2 separate regions of the Homo sapiens genome follow, and region 1 is linked to region 2. Evidence: chromatin loops called from intact Hi-C (ENCODE). Cell type or tissue: CD4-positive, alpha-beta T cell. All regions are shown on one strand. Links, peaks and the distances in the headings refer to the core of each region. The heading gives the core; the rest is flanking DNA.

Region 1 (8,660 bases), core at 3,661-8,660, 63 kb after region 2:
CCACTGCACCCGCTTCCCACCTCCGCCACCTTTCCACAATTCTTAGCATGGGTTCTCCTGAAAAGAAAGCGGAAACAAAGTCTTGTGTGTAGGTATTTTATTTGGGGAATGAACACGGGGAGCAGGAGTGAGACAGTGGAGTAAAACAGGGAAGAGCAAGGCCAATACAGGGACACATTATACAGCTGGCCATGCATAAGAGCCACATAACTGATGCCACTGGGACCTTCAGAGGAACATCATAAAAAGTGTCTCAGTGCTCTCCATCAGCAGTCCAAACTGAAAGGCACCTAGCAACTGGCTTCCATCTCCCTTTGGTCAAAGGTGGCCCCACCATTGTTAACTTTTCTGCATTTGTTGGCTATGCACACAAGAGTGTCCAGTGGGTTTACCTGGAGTAGGAAGTAGAAGGTCCACGGAGCAGACCCAAAGCAAGGTGCTGCCAGGTTGTACCTGTGTGAAATGAATTAAAGCCTATGGTGGAACCCATCACTGTAGCAGTGGCTGGAGAAAGGGGAGTGGGCCAACAGGTCTGAAGTAGTTGACAGGCTGCATCTGATACACAGTGCAAAGCTTTGCTTTTTGAAAGTAAGGTCTGGACACAGCAAGTTCACTTGGGAACAAAGGAATGGACTGGATCTTAGACTAAGAATAAAAGAGACAAGAAGAAACTATACTGGGTAGCCAAGATGGGGAAAGAGGCAGGGCGACTGGGAGAGACAGAGAAATGTAAACCACCATGGACTAATGAAACCTGCCATAACCCTTGTGATCCCACACAGATGCCACTCCCAGGGGGAACATGATTTGGAGCACAGTGCTCCACAAGACACTGAAGGAATTTAGGGATGCTATGGGGCTTTAATAGGTTTAGGGACATGGTGACATTCCTAGCAACAAGATTGTAACACACTACATAATCTTTTGCTTGAAATAACTTGTTTTTGTTTTCTTACAATATAGGTACTTTGTTAGAGGCTGCGGTAAAATGAGGGTAATATGATGGCCTTTATGGTTAGGGGATACAAGGAATATATGAATCTTATGCCCAATCAAACCCACAAGGTCCCCAATGGAGATAAGTTCTGAGGACAATGACCAGCACTCTATTGTTGGTTGGGGTTTGGCCCCAAACTTCAAAGCAGAACTCTGGTAAGTTGGGCTGCACTGCATGGTCTGGGATAGAAGTCTAAGAGGACTTCTTTCAAAATCAGTCTCCAACCCCTCAGATCAGAAAGGCCATTCCAGTCAGCCCCCACCAGCACTGGAGGGAGCGAACCAGGGAGCATGAGCTTGTGTTTGACTCACTCAGAGCCAAGTTCCTATTGCACACCTCATAGGCTTTTTCCAAATTAGAAAAGGACAGAAGGACCTGTGAGACCTGCTCTCCTTCACTTCCTTTAGTAGGGTAAGGCTAACTTGCTTCAACAAAGATACTCCAAAATACAGAATGTTAAGGAATATACAAATTTATGTCTCACCTAACAGTTTGTGATGAGTATTTCAGCTGCCAGGGACTTCAGCTCCGTACTGTCTTTCAGGTTCCTTCCAAGTTGTTGGCTCTACCATACTTCAGACTGACCCTTGCTACTCAAAGTGTGATCCAAGGACCAGAGGCATCAGCATCGCCTGGGATCTTGTCAGAAATGCAAAATCTCAGGCTCTACCCTAGATCTACTGTGGCAGTCAGGAGCTCCTACCTAATCTGTAGGAACTACAGCAAAAAATAAAAATAAAAAATAAGTAGGGACTTTGTTGAGAAGCCAAAACAGGGGAAAAAAATGTGGGAACCCTTGTCCATCAATTATTAAGAATTTCAAAACAGTGAAAGCAGAACATTAAACCAAGTGGGGGGCCCTCATAAGCTCAGGGTTCTGACAATTATACAGCCCTCACGTCCATGTGAGGTGGACAGAATCCTAAGGAAATTTCAGCAGGTGGGCAATGGGTGAAAAGCCACGCCAGAATTGAACAGGAACATATGCAAAAAGAGCAAAGTGCAGAACGTATGCAAGGAACGGAGGACCCAGGACAAGGGACAAACTTGGGCTCTGAAACAGAAAAAGTTTGAAAATAGATCACGGAAGGCCTTAAATGCCAAGCCCAAGGGCTTGGGCTGTACTCTGAAAACAGAGGGGAGGCGTTGAAAGTTTCTGACTGGGAAGTGGCATGACTGTGCCCCAAGAAGACAAAGATCCTGGCAGTGCATCTGCAATTAACTTCCCATGAAAGCAAGATAAACAATCTTTCTCATGGACTGTGATGCATCTATACACGAGGATGACTCTATCTAAATCTCAGAACAGTGTGGGGGTCGATGGCAAGTTGAGGGAGGTTAAATTAGTCCATTGAGCCCGGGCACAGTGGCTCACGCCTGTAATCCCAGCACGTCAGGAGGCCCAGGCAAGCAGATTAATTGAGGTCAGGAGTTGGAGACCAGCCTGGCCAACATAATGAAACCCCACATTTACTAAAAATACAAAAATTAGCCAGGCGTGGTGGTGCACACCTGTAATCCCAGCTACTCGGTAGGCTGAGGCAGGAGAATCGCTTGAAACCAGGAGGTTGCAGTGAGCTGAGATCGTGTCATTGCACTCCAGCCTGGGTGACAGAGCGAGACTCCGTCTCAAAAATAAAAATAAATTAGTCCCTTGATCTATAGTTTTCAGGTTTGGGGCAGGGTCTCTACCAATTGTATTTTTTTTTTTTTTTTTGAGACAGACTCTCACTCTGTCACCCAGGCTGTAGTGCCGTGGTGCGATCTCAGCTCACTGCAACCTCTGCCTCCCGGGTTCAAGCGATTCTCATGTCTCAGCCTCCTGAGTAGCTGGGACTACCTGTGTGTGCCACCATGCCCAGCTAATTTTTTTTTTTAACAGTCTCGCTGTGTGGCCCAGGCTGGAGAGCAGTGGTGCAATCTCAGCTCACTGCAACCTCCACCTCCCAGGTTCAAGCGATTCTCCTGCCTCAGCCTCCCAAGTAGCGGGACTACAGGAACCCACCACCATGCCCAGCTAAATTTTTATTGTATTTTAGTAAAGACAGGGTTTCACTATGTTGGCCAGGCTGGTCTTGAACTCCTGACCTCAGGTGATCCGCCCACCTTGGCCTCCCAAAGTGCTGGGATTACAAGTGTGAGCCACCATGCCTGGCCAGCAATTGTATTTTTAACAGGCTCCTGCGGTGATTCTGATATGGAGCCAGGTTTGTGAATCACCTGACTGGGTAATAGTGTGTCCGGAATTGGTGGGTTCTTGGTCTCACTGACTTCAAGAATGAAGCCACAGACCCTCTCGGTGAGTGTTTAAGTGTTACAGTTCTTAAAGGTGGGGTGTCCGGAATGTTACTTCTGGTGTTCGGAGTTTCTTTTCTGGTGGGTTCGTGGTCTCCCTGGCTCAGGAGTGAAGCTATGGACCTTCGTGGTGAGTGTTACAGCTCTTAAGGTGGAGCGTCTGGAGTTGTCTGTCCCTCCCGGTGGGTTCATGGTCTCACTGGCTTCAGGAGTGAACTGCAGACCTTCGCAGTGAGTGTTACAGCTCATAAAGGCAGTGTGGACCCAAAAAGTGAGCAGCAGCAAGATTTATTGCAAAGAGCAAAAGAACAAAGCTTCCACAGTGTGGAAGGGGACCTGAGCAGGTTGCCACCCCAGTTCAGGCAGCCTGCTTTTATTCTCTTATCTGGCCCCACCCACATCCTGCTGATTGGTCCATTTTACAGAGAGCTGATTGGTCCGTTTTGACAGGGTGCTGATTGGTGCATTTACAATCCCTGAGCTAGACACAAAAGTTCTCCACATCCCCACTAGATTAGCTAGATACAGAATGCTGACTGGTGTATTTACAGTCCCTTAGCTAGACATAAAGGTTCTCCAAGTCCCCACCAGAGTAGCTAGATACAGTGTCGATTGGTGCATTCACAAACCCTGAGCTAGACACAGGGTGCTGATTGGTGTGTTTACAAACCTTGAGCTAGATACAGAGTGCCGATTGGTGTATTTACAATCCCTCAGCTAGACATAAAGGTTCTCCAAGTCCCCACCAGACGCAGGAGCCCAGCTGGCTTCACCCAGTGGATCCCGCACCGGGGCCACAGGTGGAGCTGCCTGCCAGTCCCCTGCCATGTGCCCGCACTCCTCAGCCCTTGGGTGGTCAATGGGACTGGGCGCCCTGGAGCAGGGGGCGGTGCTCGTCAGGGAGGCTTGGGCCGCACAGGAGCCCACGGAGTCGGGGGGAGGCTCAGGCATGGCGGGCTGCAGGTCCCGAGCCCTGCCCCACAGGAAGGCAGCTAAGGCCTAGCGAGAAATTGAGCACAGCAGCTGCTGGCCCAGGTGCTAAGCCCCTCACTGCCCAGGGCCGGTGGGGCCGGCCGGCCGCTCCGATGCGGGGCCCGCTGAGCCCACGCCCACCCGGAACTCGCGCTGGCCCGCAAGCACCGCGCACAGCCCCGGTTCCCACCTGCGCCTCTCCCTCCACACCGCCCTGCAAGCTGAGGGAGCCGGCTCCAGCCTTGGCCAGCCCAGAAAGGGGCTCCCACAGTGCAGCAGCGAGCTAAAGGGCTCCTCAAGTGCCGCCAGAGTGGGGGCCGAGGCCGAGGAGGCACGGAGAGTGAGCGAGGGCTGCGAGGGTCGCCAGCACGCTGTCACCTCTTAATAGATCTAAGATTGTTTACATTTATTGTGCTGAGATGAACTGGTGGCAGTGATGGGATGTCAGTGGTTAGAGGTGAAGAGAGGAAGGTCACTTAAGTCTGCTGTAATGGGCCAGGCGCAGTGGCTCACGCCTGTAATCCAAGCACTTTAGGAGGCCAAGGCAGGTGGATCACCTGAAGTTGGGAGTTCCAGACCAGCCTGACCAACATGGAGAAACCCCATCTCTACTAAAAATAATAATAAATAAATAAAAACAACAACAAAATTAGCTGGGTGTGGTTGCACATGCCTGTAATCCCAGCTACTCAGGAGGCTGAAGCAGGAGAATCGCTTGAACCTGGGAGGCGGAGGTTGCTGTGAGCCGAGATGACACCATTGCACTCCAGCCTGGGCAACAAGAGCGAAACTCCGTCTCAAAAAAAAAAAAAAAAAAAAAAGACTGTGGCAATAGTCTAGGCAAGAAATAATGAGAACGTGAGCTGGTGGCAAGAGACAATGGGAAAAAAATGACTAATGGAAAACACCAGCAAGGTAGAATTGAAAGCAAGGTAGAAATGTACCTAGTCATTAGAAGTGAGGGTAGAGGAGGAGGAAGAGGCAAGGATGACTACTACAAGGTTTTGAGCCTTGACCAGGGCAATCACAAATTTAACACATGCAAGGAAATTATTAATTTCAATTTTCGTCTTCCCACTGTCTCTGGCTCATGTAAATCCAATGTCTATGGGTCTGATAACTACCAGGTCCAACAACGACATCCCAAACCTTTCTAACAATAGCTAACATTATTACCTATACGCTACATCACAGGCACTGTGCCCTACCATTTCCGTCTCCTTTAATTCTCACTAAAAAGGAGCTCTAACACCTCAACTCTTTCTTTGTGCTATTATCTCATCTAATCCTCAAAATACCCTGAATCAGAGCTACCATCATCCCCATTTTACAGATGAGAACACTAGAACTTAGAAAAACAAAGGAACTTCCCAAAGTCATGAAGCAAAAGAGAGAGTAGATATTCAAACCAAGGCAGTCAGCCTCAGAACACAAGCTCTCAGCCACTGTGATGCCCTGTAAAACAGCCGGTCAGATCTGTAAACAAAAGGGAAAAGGGAGGCAACCATGAATCACAATCTGCCTAGAACTTTCAGGGAAGCGAAAGAAAGATACAAGTTCTATTTAAAAACTAATACCCAAATAGACTGCAAGTTTAAATGTTTAACTGAAGGAGATTTTTTTTTTCATCTAATGTCATGAAGGTGATTTTTGTTTGTTTGCCTCGGAAAATAAATTCAAGTGACAAGATTTGTTTTTGTTATATTAGAAATTTCTCTCCATACCCTTTATCAAATGAGAATTGCTGTGCCTTGAGAAGGTCTGTGAAGAAATGATTGCACAATTGTGCCAGTTCATGCTGTCTGCTTGTCACGGGACTTCCTCTGGGCCTTCTAGTAGTGACTGTGCTGACAGTGGACAGGGGCTCTCACCCTTATCTCAGTATAGATGCACATTTCAACACAATCCAATATGGCCAAAAGGCAAATTATGCTAGTGGGAAGGTTTTCCATACTTCCCGGAATTCTAAGAATTCTCCTTTCCCTGACAATCTCTCTTTTTTTTTGGGACGGAGTCTCACTCTGTCGCCCAACCTGGAGTGCAGTGGCACGATCTTGGCTCACTGCAAGCTCCGGCTCCCGGGTTCACGCCATTCTCCTGCCTCAGCCTCCCGAGTAGCTGGGACTACAGGCGCCAGCCATCATGCCAGGCTAATTTTTTTGTATTTTTAGTAGAGACGGGGTTTCACCGTGTTAGCCAGGATGGTCTCGATCTCCTGACCTCGTGATCCACCCGCCTTGGCCTCCCAAAGTGCTGAGATTACAAGCGTGAGCCACCGCGCCCAGCCGACAATCTCTTTAACCCATATGGTTGCATCATATCTAGGAGTAATGTGTAAGTTTAACAGTGATTTGTGTCCATATTCTCTGGTTATGTTATAAATGCAAAAAAGAGTTGAATTGTTCAGTGCATCCAACACTTTACTTACTCCACACCTTTCTGCAAAATGCTCATAATAAACCTCCTGTCTACATTGTGTTCCAATGAAAACTTTAGTCATATTTTACATTTATTATTAATATAACATGCTATGTAAATGTACAGGAGCCTGACAAATGACAATCTACTTACATAATTTAAATAACACAAGTGCTTGCTGCAGTCTTTATTAGTACACAGCTTTGTTATGGCTTCTTAGAAATAATTTTAAAAAGTGCATGATTCTTGTGGGCTACTCTGTTTAGGAAAGATTACAGATAACACATTTCTAAGAATGAATTAGTCAGCTGTATATGGGTTCAGATTAGAAAATATTAAATAAATACAGGGAAAAATATTTTTAATTAGCTTAATTTATATATGAAGATATTTTATTTAATTTGTTTTTGAGACAGGGTCTTTCTCTGTCACCCAGACTGGTGTGCAATGGCACAAACACATCTCATTGCGGCCTGGACCTCCTGGCCTCAGGTACTATGCCTAGCTAATTTTTTTTATTTTTTGTAGAGATGCATTCTCACTATGTTGCCCAGGCTGGTCTTGAACTCCTGGCCTCAAGTGATCCTCCCGTCTTTACCTTCCAAAGGGTTGGGATTACAGGCCTGAGCCACTGCACCCAGTCCCATTTTACTTAAATATCAAATTCAAATCTTCAGTGTTCTACTTATTTTGGGTGTTAATTCCATTATACACCGTCTTATTTCAGTAATTTCCATATTGTGCCAGACAAGATATAAAAATAATTCAACTCCAGTCAATAATACCATCTGTCTTCATGTGACCAGGATGAAAAGCTTCTGCTCCCAACATGGAAGCCACAGTAAGAAAAGAATCTGTCTAATCCACTAGCAACAAGCAGTTAATACTGTAGTTCGGAATAATACTAGGACATTAACATTCTAATTCCAGCAAACAAGGACTGACTCTTTTCAAAATTCAACTTTGGTTAAGAAATGCTGAGTACAACTTTGGTTAAGAAACACTGAGGTCATGGATAAAGAGTCACAGATGCCGATGCCAAGGGTACAGACACTGACAAAAGTAGCCCCAATAAGATGGCAGGATTTGGGGGTGGTGTCTTTCCTTCAATAACAAATGCGTTCAGAAGGTTCAGGAGCATGATTTAGTTTTTCTCAAAATGTCATGACATCCTGCTGAATCTTCTCCCACTAGGCCTGCTGGGACCAGAGAAACCGATCGCATTTTTCAAGCATGCTTTGTATCAAGGCCCTGAAATCCCAAAGAAAAGAAACAAGCAAATTTAGTTGTCATTGTTCATTCTTCACAGAAAACTTAAAAACTACAGAGTTTCAGAGGATTCAAAAAGTTGACTGATTCTGTGCATTAAAAGACACAATGCACAGAGTGAAAAGGCAACCTACAGAATGGAAGAAAATATTTGCAAATCATGTATCTGATAAGAGGTTAATATCCAGAATATCAGAGAACTCTTACAGCAACAACAACGAAAACACCCAACCTGATTCAACATGGGCAAAGGACTTGAATAGCTATTTCTCCAAAGACAATTATATAAATGGTCAATAAGCATATGAAAAAATGCTCAACATCTCTAATCATTAGAAAAATGCAAATCAAAACCACAATGAGATATATAGTACCTGACACCCACTGGGATAGCTACTGTTTAACAAAAAACAACAACAGAAAATGACAAGTGTGGGGCTAGCACATGGAGAAATTGGAACTCTTGTGCACTGCTGGCAGGAAAGTAAAATGGTGCAGTCTCTACAGAACAGTATGGTGGTTCCTCAAAAAATTAAAAATAGAATTACCATATGATTCCAGAATTCCACTTTCAGGTATATACCCGAAAGAACTGAAAGCAGTGTCTGGAAGACATATTTGTATACTCATATTCATAGCAGCGTTATTCACAATAGCCAGAAAGTGGAAGCAATTCAAGTGTCTGTCAACAGATGAATGGATAAACAAA
Region 2 (11,964 bases), core at 3,660-8,659:
GGCCTACATCTTTCTCCCGTGCTGGATGCTTCCTGCCCTCGAACATCAGGCTCCATGTTCTTCAGCTTTGAGACTCTTGGACCTTCCACCACAGACTGAAGGCTACACTGTTGGCTTCCCTACTTTTGAGGATTTGGGACTCAGAATGGCTTCTTTGCTCCTCATTTTGCGACGGGCCTGTTGTGAGACCTCACTTTGTGATAGTATGAGTCAATAATCTTAAGAAACTCCCCTTTATGTATACATCTATCTTATTAGTACTGTCCTTCTAGAAAACCCTAACTAGGATGGGTGAGTGCGGGGCGGGCGTGGGGAAGGACCGGGCTCCCCTCGCATATGGTTGGAGAGAGGTGAAACGCGCCCAGGCGGCGCGCGCGGAATCAGTTGAGTCTCTTCGGTTCCCGGCTCTTTCTCCTGCGGTGGGTATTTGTCCGGCTGCTGGGCGACCTTTCCCGCGAAGGAGGTTGTGCCTTCATTCGGTCGCGCCCCGGGCTGGGGAGGCACCTCCCTGGTGCGCAGGAACCGCAGGGGCGGGTAGGAGCCTGGCTCTGCCTGAGCTCCGGAGGGAGCAGAGCTGGCACCGCGCAAGGGCCCCTGCCTCCCGGGAGACTGGGATTTCTGGCCTCCTCACCTCGGGACCGCTGACTGTGGAGTGTCAAAGACGGAACAGGGTTTAGTGATCTTGTCCAACCCCCTCCCCGCTTTTCACAGACTGGGGAAATGGACGCCTGGAGAACGGAAATCCAGTTATCAAAATTGACTCCAGAAGAGAGAACCTAACAGAACAATAACAATGGAAGAAATTGGGAATATTATCAAAAAGCTATCATTCTGTTAAACTCCAGGCTTGGATGGTGTTACAGGTTTAAAAAAAAAAAAAGAAAAAGTCCTTCATGAAAAAAGAAGAACTTAAGCAACATGATGGATTCAGAAGCTCATGGAAAGAGACCACCAATACTAACATCTTCGAAACAAGATATGTCACCTCATATTACAGATTTAGTGAAATGAAGCATTACTTGTGTGGCTGCTGTGCAGCCTTCAACAACGTCGCAATCACATTTCCCATTCAGAAGGTCCTCTTTCCACAACAGCTGTATGGCATCAAAACGGGGGATGCAATACTTCAGTTGAGAACGGATGGATTTCGAAACTTGTATCGGGGAATCTTTCCCCGATTGATGCAGAAGACAACTACACTTGCACTTACGTTTGGTCTGTATGAGGATTTATCCTACCTTCTCCACAAGCATGTCAGTGCTCCAGAGTTTGCAACCTGTGGCGTGGCAGCAGTGCTTGCAGGGACAACGGAAGCAATTTTCACTTCAGACATTGCTTCAAGACCACAAGCACCATGACAAATTTGCCAACATTTATCAGGCTTTCAAGGCACTGAAATGTCATGGAATTGGAGAGTTTTATCGAGGTTTGGTGCCCATTCTTTTCCAGAATGGACTCAGCAATGTCTTTTTTTTTTCGGCCTTCGAGGTCACGTTAAGGAGCATCTGCCTACCGCGACGACTCACAATTCTCATTTGGTCAATGATTTTATCGGTGGAGGTCTATTGGGTGCCATGTTGGGATTCCTGTTTTTTCCAATTAATGTTGTAAAAACTCGCATACAGTCTCAGATTGGTGGGGAATTTCAGTCTTTCCCCAAGGTTTTCCAAAAAATCTGGCTGGAACGGGACAGAAAACTGATAAATCTTTTCAGAGGTTCTCATCTGAATTACCATCTGTCCCTTATCTCTTGGGGCATAATCAATGCAAAGGTTATATGAAAAAAAACATCAGTTAAGTGCCACTTATCAACTGAATAGACCTTCTAAGAAGAATGCAGTTTGGCCTCTTCCTTAATTGGCCAAATACAAGTTGGTGTCATAACTCCAGGCCACAGTGAGTTATGGGCAAAGCTGTTTTCCTTAAGCATCAACAAAATAGAATAAAAGGTTCCAATAGGAAAATATAAGGGTTTTTTTGTGTTTTGTTTTGTTTTTTATCATTACCTAAGATACTTAGGCTAATTGCCTGGTAAATAGCTGTCCATCTGATGGCCTTTGACAGGGAACCTAATCCCCAAGATAAGATTCTTTTTCTCAAACCAGTCTTGAAATCTTCTGCATTGAAACATAAACGGCTGTGACTGGCCAGAGAGAAGGTCCTCAGGGGCCAGGGGCTCCTCAGTCTTCCTTTGTTACTCCATTGCTTGCTTCTCTGCCCCCAGGGGCAGCTGCAGAGGGTAGTCTTCATTAAGCTCAAGCATATGACAAAGAGGCAGAACAGAGAAGAAAAACAGCTTATTAGGTATAGGCTTTTCTTGATAAATTGCTTGTATTAGTTTTGAAACTAAGCACCTATTGGATAGTCGTTATCCTATTTCTATTCAGATACGGTAGATCAAGGAGCTATGAAAGTTCTCATTTTGCTCTGTGGGTTTGAAAGTTTTCTGTTTGATTCTGACTGTGGCCTTCAACCCTTCCAAAATATCCTTATGTTAATTGCACTTATTTCATTGTCAAAAGATGAAGGGACTTAAATTTTGTAATAGGTGTTCCAACAAGTTTTCATATTAATTGTGTATAGATAAAATTCTGTTTAGCTTGGTTTCTTTGAATTATTGGTGCCATCTCAGCAAAGGACTGTGGTTATTTTTCCCCTTGAGTAGGAGTTGGTCATATTCAAGCATCCTGTTCTCTTAAAACTCTCCTTTTAAAAAATAAACACTTCCATAACATTTTGTTTCAGAAGTTTATTAATGCAATCCCACTTCCCCCCACCCTGGGTTTCTAAATATTGCAGAGGGGGGAAAAGGGCTCAGGATAGTTTTCACCGCACAGTGTTGGCTGTCTTTTATTATACTCTTGGAAATAGAGACTCTATTAGAGTTTTGACATTTTGGGAACCCAGTTTTACCCTTGTGTCAGTAAAACAATAAGATAATTTGAGAGCATATGATCTAAATAAAGACATTTCAAGGGGTAGTTTGAATTCTAACAGTAGGTAATAGCCAAATAGCATTCTCATCCCTCAACAGATGAAAACTTCTTTGTCAAAGGAATTGGAAAATGTGAAAATATTTTTTTCAGATAAAGCAAAATGACTCATGTGCCACTTCTAATTGACTAATGAAACGTAAGAGACAGACTGAAAAAGTGGATTATGAATCTTAAAACCCTTTCTGTAAATATTATGTAGTTAAAGATTGACTTCCAGCATCTGACATGATGGTAGGTTTCTTGTTAATCAGTTTTTCTTCTTTCTGGGTAATTGCATGTGAATATGTGCACATACTGACCAAAATAAAATCAGGGCCTCAACTTGGTAGTTTACTTAAAGTTTCTGGGCAAATAGTCCGTAAAAGCTGTTTACCTCTAAATGCTGTATGGCTGGTTAAATACAGTGAACATCCTTCTTCCAGCTATAAAGAATGAAGCATATTAAGTATTAGCCAGGCAGTAATGAACTTAATAGCCATACAGCAGCTCTGTCTGACAATGCTGTGCTGGATATTGCAGTTTACTTTCAAGGTGCAGATGTAAGGATTTGAAAATAATAATAATTTGGCACCAAATAAATATGAAATAAATATGAATAGCATCCTTTGGCCTATTAAATAGAGTCAGGATTTGAAGGGAGTTGAGTTTGAGAAATGAATGAATAAAAGCACCTTGGTGCCTGATCCCCTCATTCATGTGTGCACTTCACAGGTGTGTCCAGCTACTCAGCACAGGGCATGTGGGTTAGCCTGGGGTTATGCCTTCGCCCTGGGAATAAACACCACTGGGCCTTTGATTTTGTTGGGCTTCCTTTTTGTCTTTACACTCCATACAGGTGGTAGAAATCTGAAGCACTTTTGTGAAATATAAGCTAAGTGAGAATTCTAAGGAAAATGCTTTGGTTTCTGCTGTCTCAAATAAGTGGCATTTAAAAACAATTATTAATAAATATTTTTAGGCTGGGCGCGGTGGCTCACATCTGTAATCCCAGAACTTTGGGAGGCCGAGGCGGGCGGATCACAAGGTCAGGAGATCAAGACCATCCTGGCTAACACGGTGAAACCCTGTCTCCACTAAAAATACAAAAATTTAGCCGGGCGTGGTGGCGGGTGCCTGTAGTCCCAGCTACTCAGGAGGCTGAGGCAGGAGAATGGCGTGAACCCAGGAGGCAGAGCTTGCAGTGAGCTGAGATCATGCCACTGCACTCCAGCCTGGGCAACAGAGCAAGACTCCATCTCAAAAAATAAATAAATAAATATTTTTAAAGGTTTCAACTTAATTTTTTTAAATTTCTTTGTCACTTTTTACAGCTTTTGAAGACCAGACTGCAAATATATTACCAGGGATGGTTTTGTGTTGTCCTACAGACTTCTTAAATTTGACAAAAATTCAGCTGAACTTGTAACCAACAGCTTTGTCTGAACTTGAAGTCAAAATGTGTTGTTAATAAGAGATTCTAGCTATTGCTTTTACCTTCAGTGTGAACCAGTGTGGTAATAATTTTGAAAAAGCAGGCTGGACACAGTGGCTCATGCCTGTAATCCCAGAATTTTGGGAGGCCGAGACGGGCACATCATTTGAGGTCAGGAGTTCAAGACCAGCCTGGCCAACATGGTGAAACCCCATCTCTATTATATAAGAAATTAGCAGGGCATGGTGGCACATGCCTGTGATCCCAGCTACTGAGGAGGCTGAGGCAGGAGAATCACTTGAACCCAGAAGGCGGAAGTTGCAGTGAGCCGAGACAGTGCCACCGTACTCTAGCCTGGGCGACAGAGCAAGACTCCATCTCAAAAAAAAAAAAAAAAAAAAACTTGAAAAGGCAAACATGATTGAATATCTGAAAAGCTTTAAAAGTGCCCTTTCTGTTACATATGTGGCACAAATGGCTCATGAGAGCAGGACATTTATGGTCTTGTGTCCTATACTTCATGTCTGATGCCATCAGAAATGTTATGGATTCTGGATTTAACACACTTAGAGTGATATGATCCCTCAGGACTGCACCACAGAGTAAACACAACCTTTATATGGTGGCGAATATGTGTGTCTTTCTTGTTTCATTTGTGGTTGGGGACAAAATCGATGTTTTTGTCTAAATAGTCAATATTCATCTTAACATGTTTGGCTGTGTAATCACCGGCTATATTGTGAACTGTGCAATAAAACAGAAACATGTGTGTATATAATTACCTTTGGATACCTGAAATTCCCAAGCCCAGTTACAATGTAATACTCAGTATAAGGCTGTGCAAACATGTAAGGAAATAATGGTGGTCGATGGGATATATGAAATAGGATCTAGAGGGCTTTGAGTGAAGACAATCATGTTGAACTAACACTGGTTCAGTGTAGATGAAGTAGAGTGAGGGGTATGCAGTCATAATATGAAGGGAGAACAGGAGATTACATTTGAAGAAAGGGTAAGCACTCAGACTTGGTTTCTTTTAAATTAAAATATTTCTTTTATCATGTGCAAATGCATATCAAAGACTTGAACAGGCATTCTCTTGAAATTTGAGGATTTTTAGTTTTTAATGCTGTCTTTGTTTAATATTAAATACATGTTGCCTAGTGGCTCCCAAATTTTGTGGGAGTCTCTAAATGTTTCCTCTTAAAGGTTCATTATTAAAAGTGGTTAAGCACACACTGCTATTTTTGTTTGATAGTTTGAGTTTTATGACCATATGAGTTTAAATGAAATCTGTTAAATGTTCCAGAGTTAACACTTTTTTTGGATAATTTGGAATAAAGTTTGTTTTTCAAGTCAAAAAAAAAAGAAAGAAAGAAAACTCTGACTAATACAGACTGCAACTCTTAGGTGAGTCCTAGTGCTGAATCAGGCCCAGACACAGTGGACTGGGCAAGGACGGCACGTAGGGGCAGACAAATTACTGAGACACCAGCTGGGGTGCTAAGGGAGTGCTGGTATCACCCTCCCCTAAGCCCAGGCTGCACAGTTTGTGGTTCCAAAAGAGAATTCAGCCTTCCACTTAAGGAGATGAGAGGGAAGAGTGGGGAGAACTTTGTCTTCCATCTTGAATACCCACCCAGCCACAGAAAAATAGGGCACTAGTCAGAGTCACAAGGCCCTGGCTCCTGGATAACATTTCCAGATACACCCTGGCCTGAAGGGAACCCACAGCTTTGAAAAGAAAAACCCAGTCCTGGCGCCATGCATCACCCACTAACTGAAGAGCCCTTGGGCCCTGAATAACCAGCAGCAATACCCAGGTACTATATTGAGGGCCTTGAGTGAGCCTCAGGACTTGCTGCTTCAGGTGACACTCAGCACATTACCAGCAGTGGTGGCGATGGAGTGAAACTCCTTCTGCTTGAGAAAATCAGAGGAAAAAGTAAAGGAGGCTTCACCTTGCACTGGTGCACAGGTGCCACCAGCGCCACATGGGGTAGAGCACCAAGCAGGCTGTTGGGGTGCCCAATTCCAGGACGTGGCTCTTGGCATTTCTGGACCTGCCCTTGGACAGAGGAGACCCCACTGCTCTGAAGGGTGACTTTTAAGCCACACAACATTCACCACAAACTGACTAAAGAGCCCTTGGGCTTTAAGGGAACATTGGTATTAGTCTGGTGGTACTACCTGTAAGCCTGTGGTGGTAGTGGCCACGGGGTGAGGCTTCTTTGCCTTTAAAAAGGGGAGGGAAGAGTGGGAACAACTGCATCTTGTGGTTTGAGTGCCACCCTAGCTGTAGTACAATAGAAAACAGGTAAATTTCTAAGGTTTTGGACTCTAGTCCCTGAATCCTGGTTGGCACCTCTAGACCCACCTGGAACCTGAGGATACTCACCACCCTGAAGGGAAGGACACAGGCCTGACTGGCTTTGCCACCTGCTGATTGTAGAGCCCCAGGGCCTTGAGTGAACATAGGCAGTAGCCAGAGAGTGGTTATAGCAGACCTTCGGCAAGACCTTGTGCTGTGCTGGCTTCAGGTCTGACCCAGACCAGTCACAGTGGTTGTGGCCACAGGGGTGCTTGTGTCACTCCACCCCCAACTTTAGGTGGCTTAGAACAGGGAGACAGACTCAATTTGTTTGGGAGAAGTAAGAGAAGAGAACAAGAGTCTCTGCTTGGTAATCCAGAGAATTATCCTGAATATTGTCCAAAACCATCAAGGCAGTACCTCTACAAGTCTGCAAGAACCACAGCTTTACTGGTCTTGGGATGCCTGCTAAAACACATACAGTTTAGATCAAAATACTCAAATCTGTCCAGATATCTGGAAAGGCTTCCCAAGAAAGTTGAGTACAAAAAATCCCAGACAGAACACTACAATAAATACTTTAGCTCTTCAGTGCCCAGACACTGAAGAACATCTATTAGCATCAACACAATTTAGAAAAACATGACCTCATCAAATGAACTAAATAAGGCACCAGAGACCTATCCTGGATAAATAGAGATACGTGACTTTTCAGACAGAAAATTCAAAATAGCTGCATTAAGGAAACTCAAAGAAATTCAAAATAACACAGAGAATAAATTTATAATTCTATCAGATAAATTTAACAAAGATACTGAAATAATTAAAAAGAATTAAACAGAAATTCTGGAGCTGAAAAATGCAATTGGCATGCTGAAGAATGTATCAGAGTCTTTTAATAGCAGAACTGATGAAGCAGAAGAAAGAATTAGTGAGCTTGAAGACAGCTTATTTGAAAATACTCAACAGGCTGGGTGCAGGGGCTCATGCCTATAATCCCAGCATTTTGGGAGGCTGAGGTGGGTGGATTGGTTGAGGCCAGGAGTTTGAAACCAGTCTGGGCAATATGGCAAAACCCCATCTCTACTAAAAATACAAAAATTAGCTGGGTGTGGTGATGTGCACCTGTAGTTCCAGCTATTTGGAAGGCTGAGGCACAAGAATCACTAGAGCCCAGGAAGCAGAGGTTGCAGCAAGCCTGGGCAACAGAGTGATACTCTGTCTGAAAAAATAATAATAATAATAATCAAAAAAGCAAGAGAATAAGGAATAAAAACCAATGGAGCACACCTACAGGATCTAGAAAACAGTCTCAGAAAGGCAAATCCAAGAGTTATTGGCCTTAAAGAGGAGGTACAGAAAGAGATGGGGTAGAAAGTTTATTCAAAGGGATAATAACAGAGAACTTCCCAAACCTAGAGAAAAATATTAATATCCAAGTACTAGAAGGTTATAGAACACCAGGCAGAATTAACTCAAAGAACACTACCTCAAGGCACTTAATAATCAAACTTCTGTCCAGGCACAGTAGCTCATATCTGTAATCCCAGCACTTTGTGGGACAGATGCAAATGAATCACTTGAATCCAGGGGTTTGAGACCAGCCTGCCTCTGCAATAATACAAAAAATTAGCCAGATATGCTTTCACATGCCTGTAGTCCCAGCTATCAGGGGTCTGAGGTGGGAAGTTTACTTGATCCTAGAAGGTTGAGCCTGCACCACTGCACACCAGCCTGGGTGACAGAGTGAGACCCTGTCTCAAAAAATGACAATAATAATAATAAAACTTTTAAATGATAAAGAAAGGATCCTAAAAGCAGCAAGAGAAAATAAACAACATACAATGGAGTTCCAATACATATGGCAACAGACATGTCAGTGAAACCTTACAGGCTTAGGAGAGGGGGCATAACATACTTAAAGTGCTGAAGGGAGAAAATTTTTACCCTGGAATAGTAAGCCTGGCAAAAATATCTTTCAGACATGAAGGAGAAATAAAGATTTTCCAGACACACTAAAGCTGAGAGATTTCATCAACACTAGTCCTGTCCTACAATAAATGCTAAAGGGAATACTTCAATCAAAAAGAAAAGGATGTTAATGAGCAATAAGTAATCATCTGAAAGTACAAAACTCACTGGTAATAGTAAGTACACCGAAAAACACAGAATATCATAACATAGTAACTGCGGTGTGTAAACAGCTTTTATCCTAAGTAGAAAGACTAAACACTGGACCAATCAAAAATAATAGCTACAACTCATAGATGGTACATAAGATATAAGTAGAAACGATAAGATATAAGTAGAAACGACAAAAAGTTTAAAAGTCAGGGGATGTAGTTAAGATGTAAAGTTCTTATTAGTTTTCTCTTTGCTTATTTGTTTTGTTGTTGTTGTTGTTGTTCATGCAAACAGTGTTAAGTTCTTACTGGCTTAGAGCAATGGGTTATAAGATAGTATTTGCAAGCCTCATGGTAACCTCAAACCAAAAAAACATACAATAAATATACAAAAAAATAAAAAGCAAGAAACAAACCATATCACCACAGAAAATCACCTTAACTAAAGGAAGACAGGAAGGAAAGAAAGAAGGAAGAGAAGTTCACAAAACAGAAAACAAAAAAAATTGGCTGAAGTAACTCCTTATTTATTAATAATAACATTGATGTAAATGGACTAAATTCTCCAATAAGAAGATATAGAGTGGCTGAATGGATTTAAAAAAACAAGACCCACTGATTTGTTGCCCACAAGAAACATGCTTCACCTATAAAGACACACATAGACTAAAAATAAAGGAATGGAAAAAGATATTCCATGCCAATGAAAGCCAAAAAAGAGCAGGAGTTGCTATATTTATATGAGACAAAATGGATTTCAAAACAAAAACCATAAAAAGAAACAAAGAAGGTCACTATATAATGATAAAGGAGTCAATTCGGCAAGGGATATAACAATTGTAAATATATATGCACCCAATGCTGGAGCACCCAGATATATAAAACAAATATCATAGCTAACAAGAGAGATAGACTGCAACACAATAATAGGTGGAGGCTTCAATGCCCCACTTTCAGCAATGGACAGATCTTCCAGACAGAAAATCAATCACACAAAAAATTGGACTTAATCTGCACTATAGATCAAATGATCTAATAGATATTTACAAAACATTTTATCCAACAGCTGCAGAATGCACATTCTTTTCCTCAGCACATGAATTATTCTCAAGGATAGGCCATATGTTAGGTCACAGAACAAGTCTTAAAACATTCAAAAAATTGCACTCATATCAAGCACCTTCTCTATCCACAATGGAATAAAACTAGAAATTAATAACAAGAAAAATTTTGGAAACTGTACAAATGCATAAAAATTAAACAATATGTTTCTGAATGACCAGTGGGTCAATGAAGAAAGTAAGAAGGAAATTGAAAAATGTCTTGAAACAAATGATAATGGAAACACAACATACCAAAACCTATCGGATACGGCAAAAGCAGTACTAAGAGAGAAGTTTATAGGTATAAGTGCCTAACCAAAAAAGAATAAAAACTTCAAATAGACAATCTAACAATGCATCTTAAAGAACTACAAAAACAAGAGGAAACCCAAGACCAAAATTGGTAGCAGAAAACAAATAGTAACGATCAGAACAGAGATAAAAGAAATTGAAGTGAAGAAAAGAATACAAAAATCAATGAAACAAAAAGTAGGTTTTTTGAAAAGTTAAACAAAACTGGCAAACCTTTAGCCAGACTAACTAGACTAACTAAAAAAAAAATAGAATATCCAAATAAATAAAATCAGAAATGAAAAAGGAGACATTATAACTGACCCTGCAGAAACTCAAAAGATCATTAGTGGCTATCATGAGCAACTATATGCCAATAAATTTGAAAATCTAGAAGAAATGGACAAATTCCTAGACTCATACATAACCTACCAATATTGAACCAGGGAGAAATCCAAAACCTGAACAAAAACAATAGCAAGTCATAAGATCAAAACCGTAATAAAAAGTCCCCCAGTAAACAAAAGCCTGGGACTTGGTGGCTTCTCTGCTGAATTCTACCAAACATTTAAAGAAGAACTAACACCAATCCTACTCAAAATATTCCAAAATATAGAGGAGGAGGAGGAGGAAATACTTTCAAACACATTCTATGAGGCCAGTATTACCCTGATACCAAAACCAGACAAAGACATGTCAAAAAAAATAAAACTACAGGCCAATATCTCTGATGAATATTGATGCAAAAATCCTCAGCAAAATACTAGCAAACTGAATTTAATAATACATTAAAAAGATCATTCATTATGACCAAGTAGGATCTATCCCTGGGATGCAAAGATGGTTCAACATATGCAAATCAACCATGGTTCAACATATGCAAATCAACCAATGTGATACATCATATAAACAGAATGAAGAATAAAAGCCGTATGATAATTTCCATTGATGCTGAAAAAGCATTTGAGAAAATTCAACATCCCTTCATGATAATAACCCTGAATAAACTGGAGAGAGAAAGAACATATCTCAAAATAATGAAAGCCATATATGACAGACTCACAAGTAGCAACATACTGAATGAGGAAAACTGAAAGCCTTTCCTCTAAGAAGGGGAATACAACAAGGATGCCCATTTTCACCCCTGTCATTCAACACAATACTGGAAGTCCTAGCTAGAGCAATCAGACAAGAGAAATAAATAAAGGGCATCCAAATTGGAAAGGAAGAAGTCAAATTATCCTTGTTTGCAGATTATATAATCTTATATTTGGAAAAACCTAAAGACTCCACCTGCTGGAAACCTCTGTGGCCAGGGGTGCCTTTGCCCAAGTTTTGCTCAGTCCTGCTAGGCTCATTCCATTCACTCTGCCTGGCAGGCTGCATTTGGCTAGTGCTACTGGCCCCAAGGTCATGCCTGCCAAGGGCAAACCAGGCACAGAGTGGCAAGGGATGCATGAATGAGCGAGGGGACAGCCAGGCCTACTGGCTGCAGTGGGGCAGGCAGCTCCAGGCACCAGCATGGGCTTCCACTGCAAATGGCTTCCACTGAGGGTACCAGGGAACACGGTGGTACCTGGAAGCTTGGAGATGCCAGGAACCACGGAACCTCAAAGAGGGTGTCACGCCCCTAGCTTGGGGAACTCCTAGGTCTGGGCTCCCTGAAGGGTCACAGCTCTTCTCTCCTCTCTTCTCTCCTTCATGTTGCCCACAGTGTGGCGAACAAGAG

What was found. Peaks named below come from ENCODE experiments on the same cell type or tissue, not always from the same donor. Only the 100,000 strongest peaks of a DNase experiment are listed, where the experiment ranks them.
Region 1: it touches region 2 in a loop (4-fold over the local background); 1 of 110 quality-filtered maps calls a loop at or near these places.

The regions. Positions count from the first base shown.
Region 1 is chr11:18,272,010-18,280,669 of GRCh38, forward strand. HPS5 (HPS5 biogenesis of lysosomal organelles complex 2 subunit 2) reads right to left here. Exons shown (of 23, transcript NM_181507.2): 23 at 6,667-7,933. The coding sequence ends at 7,873. Among named protein-coding and RNA genes, the nearest start is that of SAA1, 10 kb to the left of the region's middle. RefSeq lists a silencer at 5,504-5,704. In CD4-positive, alpha-beta T cell, for the core only: no CTCF peak of the experiment used is centred there; a DNase peak (open chromatin) is centred at 6,082.
Region 2 is chr11:18,208,775-18,220,738 of GRCh38, forward strand. It overlaps the pseudogene SLC25A51P4. Among named protein-coding and RNA genes, the nearest start is that of SAA4, 22 kb to the right of the region's middle. In CD4-positive, alpha-beta T cell, for the core only: no CTCF peak of the experiment used is centred there; no DNase peak of the experiment used is centred there.